2 separate regions of the Mus musculus genome follow, and region 2 is linked to region 1. Evidence: chromatin loops called from intact Hi-C (ENCODE). Cell type or tissue: gastrocnemius. All regions are shown on one strand. Each heading gives the region's core, and the rest is flanking DNA. Links, peaks and the distances in the headings are about the cores only.

Evidence for each region. Hi-C counts contacts between places; a loop is a spot of excess contacts. Peaks named below come from ENCODE experiments on the same cell type or tissue, not always from the same donor. Only the 100,000 strongest peaks of a DNase experiment are listed, where the experiment ranks them.
Region 2: it touches region 1 in a loop (8-fold over the local background); 11 of 42 quality-filtered maps call a loop at or near these places.

Annotation. Positions count from the first base shown.
Region 1 is chr3:106,544,347-106,550,770 of GRCm38, reverse strand. It overlaps Cept1 (choline/ethanolaminephosphotransferase 1), which reads left to right and starts at 2,969. Exons shown (of 9, transcript NM_133869.4): 1 at 2,969-3,091. Dram2 (DNA-damage regulated autophagy modulator 2) reads right to left here and starts at 2,973. Exons shown (of 9, transcript NM_026013.3): 1 at 2,851-2,973. In gastrocnemius, for the core only: no CTCF peak of the experiment used is centred there; a DNase peak (open chromatin) is centred at 2,985; H3K4me3 peaks cover 3,906 bases; H3K27ac peaks cover 4,792 bases.
Region 2 is chr3:106,718,582-106,725,005 of GRCm38, reverse strand. It overlaps Lrif1 (ligand dependent nuclear receptor interacting factor 1), which reads right to left and starts at 3,324. Exons shown (of 4, transcript NM_001039488.1): 1 at 2,900-3,324. The coding sequence starts at 2,961. In gastrocnemius, for the core only: a CTCF peak has its summit at 2,738; DNase peaks (open chromatin) are centred at 2,767 and 3,291; H3K4me3 peaks cover 2,067 bases; H3K27ac peaks cover 1,739 bases.

The DNA of each region.
Region 1 (6,424 bases), core at 573-5,572:
TGCAGAGCAGGCTCTCTCCCCACAATGCTCACATGCTACCACCAAATGATGGCAGTCCTATTTCTGTAAGTCATTCCTTCCTCCCTTCTACTCACTGTATAGTGTAACCATTCTTGTTTAGATTCTCCATTCCTGGTTGAACTGCTTTTCTTCCCCTCCATCCATTCAATCTGCATTTCCAAATTAACAAGTATTCCCCTCCGCAAAATCTTCTTAAAAGTAAAGCTGCGGGATCTTGGGCAAGCTTCAGAATTTATCTGAGCTAGTTCTTCCTTTGAAAAATGCAAATATCGTCAAAAGTTGTACCACACAGTAGTTACTAGAAAGGTACAGTTATTTAAATTAATATATAATAAAATTTCAAATTTCAGTCCTATATTGTAGTCACCACTATCCAAATGCTCAGACCCAGGCTAGTGGCTAGCAACTAGACAAAGTACGGGACATGTTTTTATCATGGAAAAGTCCAGCAGACTCTGCTAGAGAGTTGTTATAGAAGTTAGAGTGACAGCAAGGAAAGACCCTAACATACTGGTGATATACAGTTAATAGTAGTCTTTAATATTATCTGATATTTTTAGATTACATTCAATTTTTTGTTTTATATGTATGGGAGGTAAGGATAGGGGTAGGGGTAGAATGGGGGTTGGGGTGGAGTTAGAGGTGGGTGTATACATGCCCAGGAATCAGTTTTCTCTTTCCACTACATGTGTCCCAGGAAATGAACTCAGGCCATCAGCATTGCTAGTAAATATCTCACATGCTGAGCCATCTCACATATTTTAAGCCATCTAAAAGAATAGCTGTTTCAGTGAGGTTTATTCAAATACTGAGATAACAGATGTTAGGTTCCTTCCTAAGGTGGTCTTTTCATAAGGTGAGAGAGAAACTGTTCTCAAAATGTCAATTTTCACAACTGCCCAAACCGGTTCCCTTTTCAAATCCTGAAATCTATATACAAAGATGATACATTATCATTTCAAACACATGATTTTAAGCAGCACACAAATACTAGCCAATGAACCAACAGTGTCTGTGGCCTGAACACTAGAATGCAGCACTGTGAGCAAAATGTTTCCTTTAAGGACCTAATGCTTGAGATCTTTTATAATAGTGATCTATCAGCGGTAATTTTTAAAAAAAGTTTTAATTGTAGGAAGTCAATTTTCTTATTGTTTGGCACAGCATTTCCCTAACCCCTGGATGTTATCTTTTTTTAAAAAAATCCATAATTAACACTTTCTAATTATTGAGTTTCAGGCAAATTTCAAATTTCTGGGATGTAGTATTCTATGTGAAATATAAGTATAAAATACTATAACAATTCATAAATTGCAGTCATAACTACCCATACATGGCTGCATATAATTTTTTTGAGGTATTAAATACTTGTATGTGTTTAGGCTTTGAAGATTCTAGCTGTTTAAACTGACTGCTTAGAAGCAAGGCAGGGCTTAAAATATTGTTAAGAGTCTTTCGGAGACAAGTGAGAAACCAAAGTAGACAGGAAGAGTAACATGGAAGACTAACAACTGTCCAGTGCCTTCCCCTCCAAAAAGGAAACGTGAGAGCAGTCTCAGACCAACAGGATTACGAGTGTAATGTTTAACTATTTTATGGGTCAAAGCATTCAAGAACCCTTTTAAAGAGTGTTTGCATAGCAAACAAGAGGCCTTAAGTTCAATTTCCAGAACCAAAAAAGAAAGCTTTAAGATGACTTAAAAATATATAAGAAAACTTCACACAACAGTAAGGATATTTAACAAATTTTTTTGCATCTCTTACCCATCTCCTCTGCTTACTTTGAAGCTCCATGAGTCAGAAATCCAGTTACATTTTTTATTTTCATAAGCATTTAAAAGCCACTGGTAATAAAAAGAACCTTTTTAATGTTGTCTCTTCTAAGTGGTAATAACTAAAGAATAACAAAAGTGTAAACTCTGGATGTTCCAAGTGAATGAACAGGTGGCCCCAGGTTTTTTTCAGAGGCGAATAGAAATATCAGGCCACAAACAAAGCATAACAAGGACTATTTTCCTAAATTCTAATATGGCCTCTTGACAAATGTAACATTTTCCAATGGCTAATCTCAAAGCATCTAGTTTCACTGCCAATAAATTAAAATTTGATAACGCAGCCCCGATAGATTAAAAAAATGTTGCATTCGGTATGTAAATTAAAATTGGGAAAGCTGGAAAACTTATTCCTGTCTCAGTGCTTTACAAAGGAAAGCAGCTGTTAGGATTCCCAGGACTTGTGATTTCCTTTCAACTAGGGACCACTCCCTTTGAAACACAATCATGGGGTGGAGACAGAGCTCTGTGTAAACACAAGGTCACCACTGGTCTCAGTTTTGAACTTCCTCAGCCCCAACCAAGTAGAAATAAGGGCACAGGGATGACAAAGGGTATTAGGGCAAAGGTTTCCTTAGTTGATTCAACAAAAGCAACCCCTTGCACACACACTCCTAAGTCTTGTAGTACAAGAGTTTCACTGTCCCTGGCACCAGAAAAATATAAGGGACACCATGCTTGGCACGACGCATCGCTTGGGATGAAGTGGTGGTAGAGGTACTAAAGAAGAGAAAAAGTAGGACGCGGAGACCTCAGCCTAGTTGTCATCTCCCGTGATTCGTGGGTTCCCGGAGCTGGCTCGCGACTCTAGTCGTGGGTGTCACGAAGTTCACGGAACCAGGTGAAGCTACCGAGGTTCGCGTGGCTCGCGCGCCCGTGGGACCAAGGGGGCTCGCGTTGTGCCCTCGCTCTTGGCTTGCGAACCACACTTCGACACAGCACCCAAGTAGAAAACCTGCCGAGCGCCAGGCCAGGCACTTTTCCCCCTCCCACTCACCTTCTTTCCTGTCCCCGACCAGCCAGCTCCAGCCTCAAAGTGCAGAACAGGCCCACTGTAGGAGCCTGGGCGGAGCCCCGGGGCGCGCTCCCGAGTAGCTCGGAGGCGCGCCTCAACCTTTTCTGAGTCCCCCCTCTTTACGGCAATCGTGAAAGTGTCGTGAACGTGCTGCCGCCTATCAGTCACTCAGTCGCCTGGAGTCGGAGTTGCTATTTCTAGGCTTGTGCTTGTTGGGTTCGGGGTAAGGCTGCGGGGGCCCGGCCTAGGGAAGGGGCGGGGATGTTGCGGACGTGGCGGGGCGGTTTTGTCCCGGGAGGAGCGGAGCGAGGGCCGGAGGCTCTGGGCTAGACAGAACTGGGTAGCTGCGGACGGACTAGCTGAAGGGGAACGCCGTCCTTGCTGGCGCTGGGTGGCCTCGCGCGCGGGGTTGTGGGCACGGCGAGGGGCGACGGCCAGTCCCGAAGGCTCCGGAGTCGGAGGTGGAGGGGCGCCTGCGCGGTATGCGAGCCGTGGTCGTGGGAGGGAGCACCCCAGGCTAACCCCCGGTGAGCCGAGGGCTGGGGCGCTGGCTTCGCGGAACCGACCTTGTCTGGCGGGTCCACACCCTCCTGGCCCGGTGTTGCCAAGTCCAAGAACCGTGCAGCATCCTGTGCGGTCTTTGCTGTCCTTTTGGGAGGCGGTTAGTGATGTTTCCTGGCTCGGGCCACGCTTCTTGTTGGGCAACTTTTCTAGAAATTTCAACCCATATTGACAGGCTCAGAGATTGCCAGCTAGAGTTTTATTTCAGTCGCGTTCTTAGAAGGAGATTGCTGGGGTTTTTGCCTGTGTTCCCAGGAATGCTTGGCTGAACCTCAAGCTTTACATTTTACCGAGTTTGAGTTTTCCAGTTTGATGCTTGGCATTTTGATACCAGTTTTTACCAATGTTGTATCATTGCTGTTGAATATATGGCATTGCTAAAACTCTAACTCACCAGGCAACGTCTATTGCAGCAGGAGGCAAATTCATAGTCAGTTTTCAACGAGTATAGGAACTTTGTAAGTTGTTAGAATATTTCCTTTCTACTTTACAACTGTCAGGAATGTGTTCAGAATGTGTGTTGAATTGACTGGCTCAAACACAAGGAAACTGTATAAGACATTTGGAGCATTACCAATTTAAAACTATTGGCATTCGATGAGATTTGAAGCTTCAAAATCATTTTGCTACATATTTAGCCTATGCTGAGAATAACTGAAGTCCCTGTACAGCTGGTCATAAAGACACAACCCTTCCTTTTAAGAAACGAAGTAGGTAAATCTGACTCTCACATTACCAATTACATTTTATTGCATAGCACTTTCTTTTCTAAACTACATTTTGCTTTCTTCTTCTTCTTCTTCTTCTTCTTCTTCTTCTTCTTCTTCTTCTTCTTCTTTTCTTCTTTTCTTCTTTTTTTTATGGTTGGTTGGGTTTTTTTTCTAGACAAAGTTTCACTATGTATCCTTGGCTGTTCTGGTACTTGCTGTGTAGACCAGATCCGCACCAACTCAGGGATCCCCCTGCTTCTCTCTACCTTCTTAGTGCTGGAATCACAGGTGTGCACCACCACCCAGCTATATTTTGCTCTTTAAACTGGCTAGAAATGCTGGTGGTGCTCATTTTGAGGGCCATGCAGTGCTGTTTTTAAGAGAATATAAAAAAGAATACAGCTCTAGGCTTTTGGTCCCTCCTCCTCTGAAGTTATTTCCCCCTTTAAGGAACACACAATTTCACTTCAGCAAAACACCAGATCTAAGCAGTACTGTCTGCTTCTGAGTACAGAAAAGCCCCCCTGCCCCCAGACAAACATGTTTTATGTATCATTTGTTAAATAATGCTGAACTTATTCCTATGATCCTATTAATTTATTTATTTTTCTTTCTCTTGTTTTTCTTTCTCTTTTCTTCTATGGTCCCTTCCCTAATAGTCTCAGCCATTAGTATTTTACTTTAAGTAATGGCAGAGGTCAGAAAGCTGTATACCACTGAATCCCACTGAAATGCTTGTAAACATACTGTTGAATCAGTGCTGATAAAAACCTGGAACCCTTGTACATGGGTGGGGATCATGGGGGTGGGGCAGAAGGGAAGTTCTAGAATTTCACACAAGTTGGATATTGTGTAAGTTTACTTTATGGTCTGCTCAGCAGTTGAGTTTTCTGTTTCTGTTTTTGTTTTAAATGTGATACTTATCAGATGCCCCCTCCCACCCCGTCCATGACAGGACTAAAGTGGGTCAGACACTGTTACCCTGTGTTTTTCATGGGAGACTTGAAAACTTACAAATTGATGGATTTTAGTAAATTTATTCATTAACCATTGTTTCTTTGTCAAGCATATATCCATGCCTAATGGAAAAATGCTTTTGTCAGAAAATGACCCCTCTATGCCTCCAAAAAGTTATTTATACGATAACTTGGTTGAGGACGAGACTCATTCACCCCCACTCACACACCCTTTTGCATTTCCTGAGAACGTAGACTGCTATATCTTTCTAGGTCTAGAACAACCAAGTGCTCATTAAATACTAGAAGAATCATACTCAATAAATACTGATTTTCTTTTTCATGTCAACGGTGGTATGAGACTGTGGGGAAAAGAATGTTAACAAGACAGGAATGGGCCTACGGTCATGGAACTTAAGGAGCACTGTTGAGGGTAAAGACAAAATAAAGCCCTACAAACAAAACCTTCAAAGTCAGATAAGCGTTACAGGAAAGTAGAGCACTAGGGTCAGGTTGTAGCAGGAGGGAGGGTGTTTACTGAGTACAAGTGGAAAGGCTACCACAGCGGTCAATATTGTAAACTGAATTTCCACAGGCAGCCAATTTTTTTTTCAGTTTAAAATTACTTTCATAATTATGAAAGCCTGTTCTCAGTTAACAGGCTGTACTCTAGAATTGTAGGCTTTGTTACAAGCTCATTGGGAATTTTCCATTCAATCTAAGTAAAACTCGATGCTTAACCTCAGCCTGTGAACCCCTGCGTTCAGTGATGCTTCTCACTTCCTTTTCCTATCTGATGTACTTTTGTTCTACCTTTGTGATTTCCTAGGTACCCGAATAAGGCACACTTTACTGTCCCATTCTCTGCTTCTTGGACTATTCTTTATCCTGCTCTTACTACCGCGTTTACTCTTTTCTTCTGAAATGGGTAGAAAAGTTTGATGACTTCCACCCCTATTCAAAATGCATTCTTTCAACTCTTTTCTGTCTCAGCACTTTATTTTCTGTATAGTGTGTGTCATGCCGTGGTGTGATGTTACTGCTTGCTCACTGGGCTTTAGTACCTGCTGGGTGTGGGAACCTGACCATGCCTGTCTTGTATAGTAGGCACATTTGACACTTAGAACTTTCCTTTCATAAACAGTACCTTGACTCGTGTGTTTCTAGGCAATCAGCAATAACTTTTACTTTGCTGGGTTATTTTTAACTTTTATTTTTTTATGATTTTAATTTCTTCTGTAGTAAGGAACGATTTTCTGCCTACCTTGTTGGACATAGGCCTGACCACACACAATATTTGTAATGTCTTCCAAACTTCCATTCTCACAC
Region 2 (6,424 bases), core at 762-5,761, 170 kb before region 1:
AAGTCTCAGTTTAAGACAGCCTGATCAATGCAGTCATAGCCTAACTCAAAATTAAAAGTCCTGATAAACATGCTAACAAAACTAATTTCTGAGGTTTCTGGTTTTGTTTTTTACTACTCTATATGGATATTTTATCACTCATGGATTAGAAATGAAATAATTAACATGTTGGAGGCTAATGAAATTTTATGGTTTTGAAAATAACGTATTTTCATCTGTTAGGAGACCAAACTTTCCCTTCTTGCTATTTATAAAAAATATGTAAGAAGTTATATGTTACAATTCATATAATATTAAATACTATATATTATTAATGGAATAATATCACCATTAATTTTAATCCTAAAAGCCAAGCAATATAGACCTCCACTGTCATCAACATTTTAGCTGAAAAAAAAATACAAGGGTTTAAAATATTTTCAATAACTTATACAGAATTACATGCTTTCCTTAAGGAATCTTATTTATACTTTATATAAAAAGCAAGGTTCAACAATTCAATTGCATAAGTCCAGTTAGCTTATATGGTGTTAATGTCTCTCCAAGTTTACTCTGAAGTTGTAAAGATAAAACTTTACAACCAAAGACATCAACCAGCAATGAAACATTTTCTTCCCAAGTGAATGAAGCCACATGCTGAGAGCAGTAATTTTAACTGGACATTTGTCTTTGTCTCATTTAATTCACAAATATTGACAAGAAAGCTTCTCAATAAATCTTAGTAATTTCCTAATAAGGTATGTGTAATTTTTATTCCATTTCTTTAAATCTAATTCTCTACCATCTTATCCAAGCCCTCGGATTTCTGAAGTCATCTGAAATACAATCTTCATTCTAAATCAGCACGGTCACTAGTTACTCAAACCTATTTTAATCTCATCAATCCTATTCCAAAAATTTTCTGCACACTCAATCTCCAATAGATGAAATAGTTACCAGACCAAAGCAAACGTTAGAGCTATTATGCTACCTGTGGTACACAACTGAGTAAATAAGAATTCAATGCAAATCTTAATAATTAAATGACTACTACACTGCAAATATACAGATTTTTGCATTGTTCTTATAAAACTGAGTTTCCTATTTTTATGCTTGATTAAATTACATACATTAAGTAATAAATATTCTCTATGACAATACTACTCCGAATATGTTATGATATCAGAAAATTTAAGAAATAAAAGCATGAAAATATAACAAGGCACAAGAAAATAAGCCAATGAATTAAAGAAGTTGAAAGTAACCAAAACATAATTGAATTTAAGATATTTTTCTGACTTAAAAATTTGCCAAAATTGTTAGAAAGTGTTTAAAAGAGAGCCCAAGGGCATAATAAAAAACTTTAATGCACCACTTAATCTTATAGGACTGGAAAAGAATATGATCTTAAACACATAAGTTATATCATCTATAATATATCATATACAGGTAAAACATATAAAATTATTGACTAAAAAGCATTTCTTCTACTTTTGCTTCTCTGTATAGGATACAATTTATCTTTAAATTTCCACAAAATACAGACTACCAAAGAGCCGTCTCTATTGCTATATAACAGTTCTTTCTATGTTAACAGCTCACTAGTTACTGTTAATGACTTTGGGGGGGGTACTTGCATAGTAACAGCTTCCTAAAGATTCAGCTACTGGCAAGGCTGACACAGGATGGTCACTTGTTTTTGTTAGAGCATTGTTTTAAAGGAAAATGTGTGTGTGTGTTTTTTTTAAAATCACTATTGGTTTTTCATTGCAATTTGGGTTTGTATATACTTGTAACTAAAAGAAACCTAGAAACAGGACACAAATTCATGTTCTTAAACTTGGAGCAAATATTTAAATAATCCTTTCTTTCTTAAATTATTTCTTTTCTGTTGTTATCAAAATATTCCCTGATACCATTATTTTTATTAGAAAGTGAAACATTAGTCTCATAAATGGTAACAAACAAAGCTGCAATAAACACCAGGTAGATTTTCTTTTTTCAACCACAATCCCCTTTCATCAGTTTTGCTCTTAGATTTTATGTTGTTCATTTACCTTCTACAGACTTACTAATCTTTGCTTCTCAACAAGCACTCATTAACTCTGGAAAGCATAAATTAAAGAATTGTTCCTTAAGGAATATTCTGTTGTTCCTGCTTTTATTTCATCTGGATTAACACAAAATTAAAAGAAAAATGTTACTGGTGATACATTTCCAAACCAAAGACTGTCAGAACCCTTTGTAATCCTAACACGAGGTAAACCCAGGCTGTATTGTGGACAGTCCTGGCTATAGTGAGTTTCCTACCTAACCAGAGCCATACAGTGTTCCAACTGTTCCTTTGTAGAGACAACCAATGAGATGCACCCCTTTTAGACCCGTTTCAAATGTGTTACCTGGAAAAACACATTTCAAGTTTTTACTTTTCTCCATATTAGTTGAAATTTTCAAATACTAAAGTCCCTTGTTCTAGAACACATTTTCTAAGTACATTAAAATGGGACTATTTTCACTTGAAGTTACAGCGCCGCGGGGCTGCACTTGCTAATCCACGATGGGTGTTTTGGTAAGTGTTTGAGATTCTTGGAGCATCGCCAAGTTGGTTTTACTTCCGTGGGTATCTACTTGTTCCGCCTATGAAATTCGAGCGGGTGGCGTAGGGCGCGCTGGGGGCCAGGAGATGGTAGCTGCGTTGTAATCGCGGGCTGCTTTACATTTTGGAGAGGACTGGGAGCCAAGGGCTCTGCACTGGTGTGCAGTGGGTGCGGTGTAAGGAGGTGTGCTGTGATGGCGCTGTGCTCCCACATCCCCGCAGCTAGCACCCGGTGCGCGCGGCTGAACGTCAGCTGACGCGGCCATGACAACCTAAGTCACAGGGTGTGGGCGGGCGCCTGAAGAACTGGGAACTGGTACTTACCAGCGCGAGCCTGACTTTTCCTCTGCGGTTTTCAGAATGACGCTCTGGAGACTATTAGACATTTTAGATGGGTGGGAGGGGATAGGGCAGTGAATACTGGGGGGACAGCGTCCCCAAGTAGGCGCGAACCAGAGCACGGGTGTGGAAGGGCAGCGTCTGAGGCGAGCGAACAGAAGGGTGTGACGGGAGATAGTTGAGAGGGCGGCTCCCCCAGCTTCCGTGGGAAGTGGCTGTAGAAGCCGGAAGACTCCTACCTCAGGCAAGCTCACAGTTTTCCGGCGAGTCTCTTCTGGCTACGTGACGCATCACAGCCAGTCAGAGAGGACGTGGGGGGCGTGGCATCAATAGCACCACCCACGACAGGGCCTGATCGGAGTCTGCGCCCACTAAAACCGAGCTCCTAGAGCCAGGGATCCTAGGCATACAGCTACGTCACATATGGTTACCAAGGCGAATGGATCGCCATGGCCCCGCCCTTATGACGTGGTCCAATCGACAGCGAAGGTTGAGGTCTCTTCTTCCGGATCAAAGGAGGAACTAAAAGAGAAAGTGCTTTCACTGCCTACATGAAATGAAATACTTCCGGTGTCAGGCTTAAATTGTCTGCACTTGTACATGCGCTTTTGCAAGCCAATGTAATAATGTCCTCCTTAGCAGTTTTATTCAGTAGACACAGATAGGCATTTGGTAGTTGCCATAAATTGTTGAAAACCTTTATCTCCCTTCTCATGGCTAGAAGTGATTATTTTTTTCTGTTTCTTGAAGTTTTGCTCTACATTAATCGATTAACCATTTTCTCCATTCCCACACTAACACCTCAGTTAAAACTGTATCTTACTGTCATGTATTCAATTCTTTGAGTGTCTGTGCATTAAATCCCCTGTATAAACTTTTTGAAACTCTTAATTTCCAGAAACCAGCTCTAAGAATTCTCTAGAGTCCTGCAGTTAATGACTATTTGAGAATTGGGATCATACTGTTTAATGGGTAGGAGGAATTATAGTTTAATTAGGTGTGGAATATTATGAAAGTGTTTTCAAAGATAAAATTTTATTTGACATAGGCAATCTTGTATGCTGCAGTGTTCAAATTCAGGACACTGATAAGGTAGACAATTTGAAGGTTTATATGGTTATTTAAAAATGGAATTACCAGGCTTAGTGACACACATATGCAATTCTAGCGCTTGGAAAGTACAAGCAAGACGATAGGGGCTTTAAGATCACCCTTGGCTACTTAGTAGAAGGCCATCAAGAACTACATGAAATCTAGTCTCACAAAAAGGGAAGAAGAAAGGTTTACTCATACCCCTAACTGCTAAACGTTAAAGATTTTTAAGAACTTCAGGTTTTGATATGTCAAGAGAAAGTATCATTTTCCTATTTTTGTATAGCACATTTATTTGACAATAAAGTACCCTGTTCTCATACTAAAGACATCAGGAAAGATAGGCAGACCTTAATGCTTTCAAGCTTTATGGCATCTTTTGTCTATGTAATCAAAGTTACTAGGAAAAAACAACAATGACAACAACAACTAAAACAAACAAACAAAAAAATCAAATGCGTTTTGCTACACATTGCTGTGCACACCTTTTATTCCAGAACTCAGGAAGAGGCAGGTGGGTCTCTGAATTTGAGGTCAGCCTAGTCACCAAAGTGAGTTTCAGGTTAGCCAGGGTTATACAGTGAGAACCCTCTCTAAGAGTTTGTGTGTGTCTAAGTGTGTGTGTGTGTTGTGTGTGGGGGGGGGGGGTACGGCACTTGGGAGGCTGCCTACCTTGTTTGCTATCTTATCAATTGCCATTTATTGATTATATTTTCCAGTCGGGCTTTTCTTATTCATCTGGGTTAAAGCTTCAAGACTAATTATCACAGGTTGTGCTATCCAGATGTTGGGAGGACAAGAAGTTTATTAGATTATCAGTTTCAGTGAAAGAAAAATTTGGCAGAGAGAGAAATTAGCCTGAGATACATTTCAACAAAAATCTTCTCTGCCTCAGTCCAATTCTGAAATAGCCCTCAAACTTTTTCCTGTAGAGGAAGAAAACATGAGGGTTTATGCTTATAATAATCAGTCACTGCACCCATGCTGTGACCAAAAGAAAAATGGAGTTTCATTCCCACATTTAAGAAAGAATTCTGTAGCCAAGGCAATTATGGAAAGAGGCTGATATTTGAGGCATGCCTATTGGCAAGAGTCCAAGTACTATAATAATAAGACCATAGCCACATCAGAAGAAAATCCTGGGAGTTGGATCATAGCATCCTACATGCTTATTAAACAATTCTTGCAGCTCTTTATTACAATTAATGCAGTTTATCTCACACTTAAAATCTTTAGTCAGCAACATCATTATTCTCTCACTCTTGAAGAAACAGCAATATGCTTTTCTTTCTAACTTTTGATCTACTTGGTGTGTTATAAGGGTCCATTTCTGTTTATTAAATAAATGAGTTCTCATTCCTTGTTTCTCTTATTTTCTAAAACTATTTGTCCCCAGCTGATAATATCCCTTCCCATGATTTTAATTACTACCTCTTACCTATTATTACTCTACAAAATGTATACATAATAGCATATTCTAGGCACTGATATGTGCATTATAAATAGACACTCATTTATGGCAAAAATAACCCAGTAAAATCATTATACAAAAAATTAAGAAATTAAGAAACTAGCCATTGAAAGAGCAAACAACTCTCTGGAAGTTACACAGTTGGTAATTGGTAGAGCTAAGTTTTAAATTTAGGTTGTTTGTCTGAAGATTCTATGTCTCTCACTCTTAATTTGCAAAATATATATTCAGTAATTATCATTACATGTAGCTGGGTTTTAATGTACATTGGTGAGATCTATTGAGTGTTTTAAAAAATCATCTTCAAATGAAATATGTTCAAAAATAGCCAGAAGCAGGAAATAACCCAGATGTCCCTCAACCAAAGAATGGATACAGAAAATGTGGTTCATTTACACAAAGGAATGGTATTCAGCTATTAAAAATGAAGACATCATGATTCTTTCAGGCAAATGGATATAACTAGAAAATATCATCATGAGTGAGGTAACTCAGATCAAAAGGACATGCATAGTATGTACTCACTCACTGATAAGTAGATAGTAGCCAAAAAGTACAGAATATCTAGGATACAACTTACAGAAAGATAACAAGCAGAAATGCCCAAATGAGGAGACTTCAACCCCACTCTGAAGGGGGAAGGATACGGGTGGGAGACTGGAGGAGGGAAAGGAGAACGGGATCAAATATTGAGGGGGAAGTGGACAGGGGAGAAGCCCATAGGGCCTAGAGAATAAATGGAAATAAGCAGCCTCAGGGAGTGGGAGGTGGGGAACCCTCTAGAGAGTATCAGTACCAGAGACCTAGGAGGTGAAACACTCTCAGGACTCATTGGGTGTGACCTCAAACAAAATGCCCAACACTGGGGAAAGGTAACTGAAAGAGTCCACCTCAAGTAGATAAGACATGGCCTCAAGTGGAGGGACAGAGTTACTAACTAACCCACA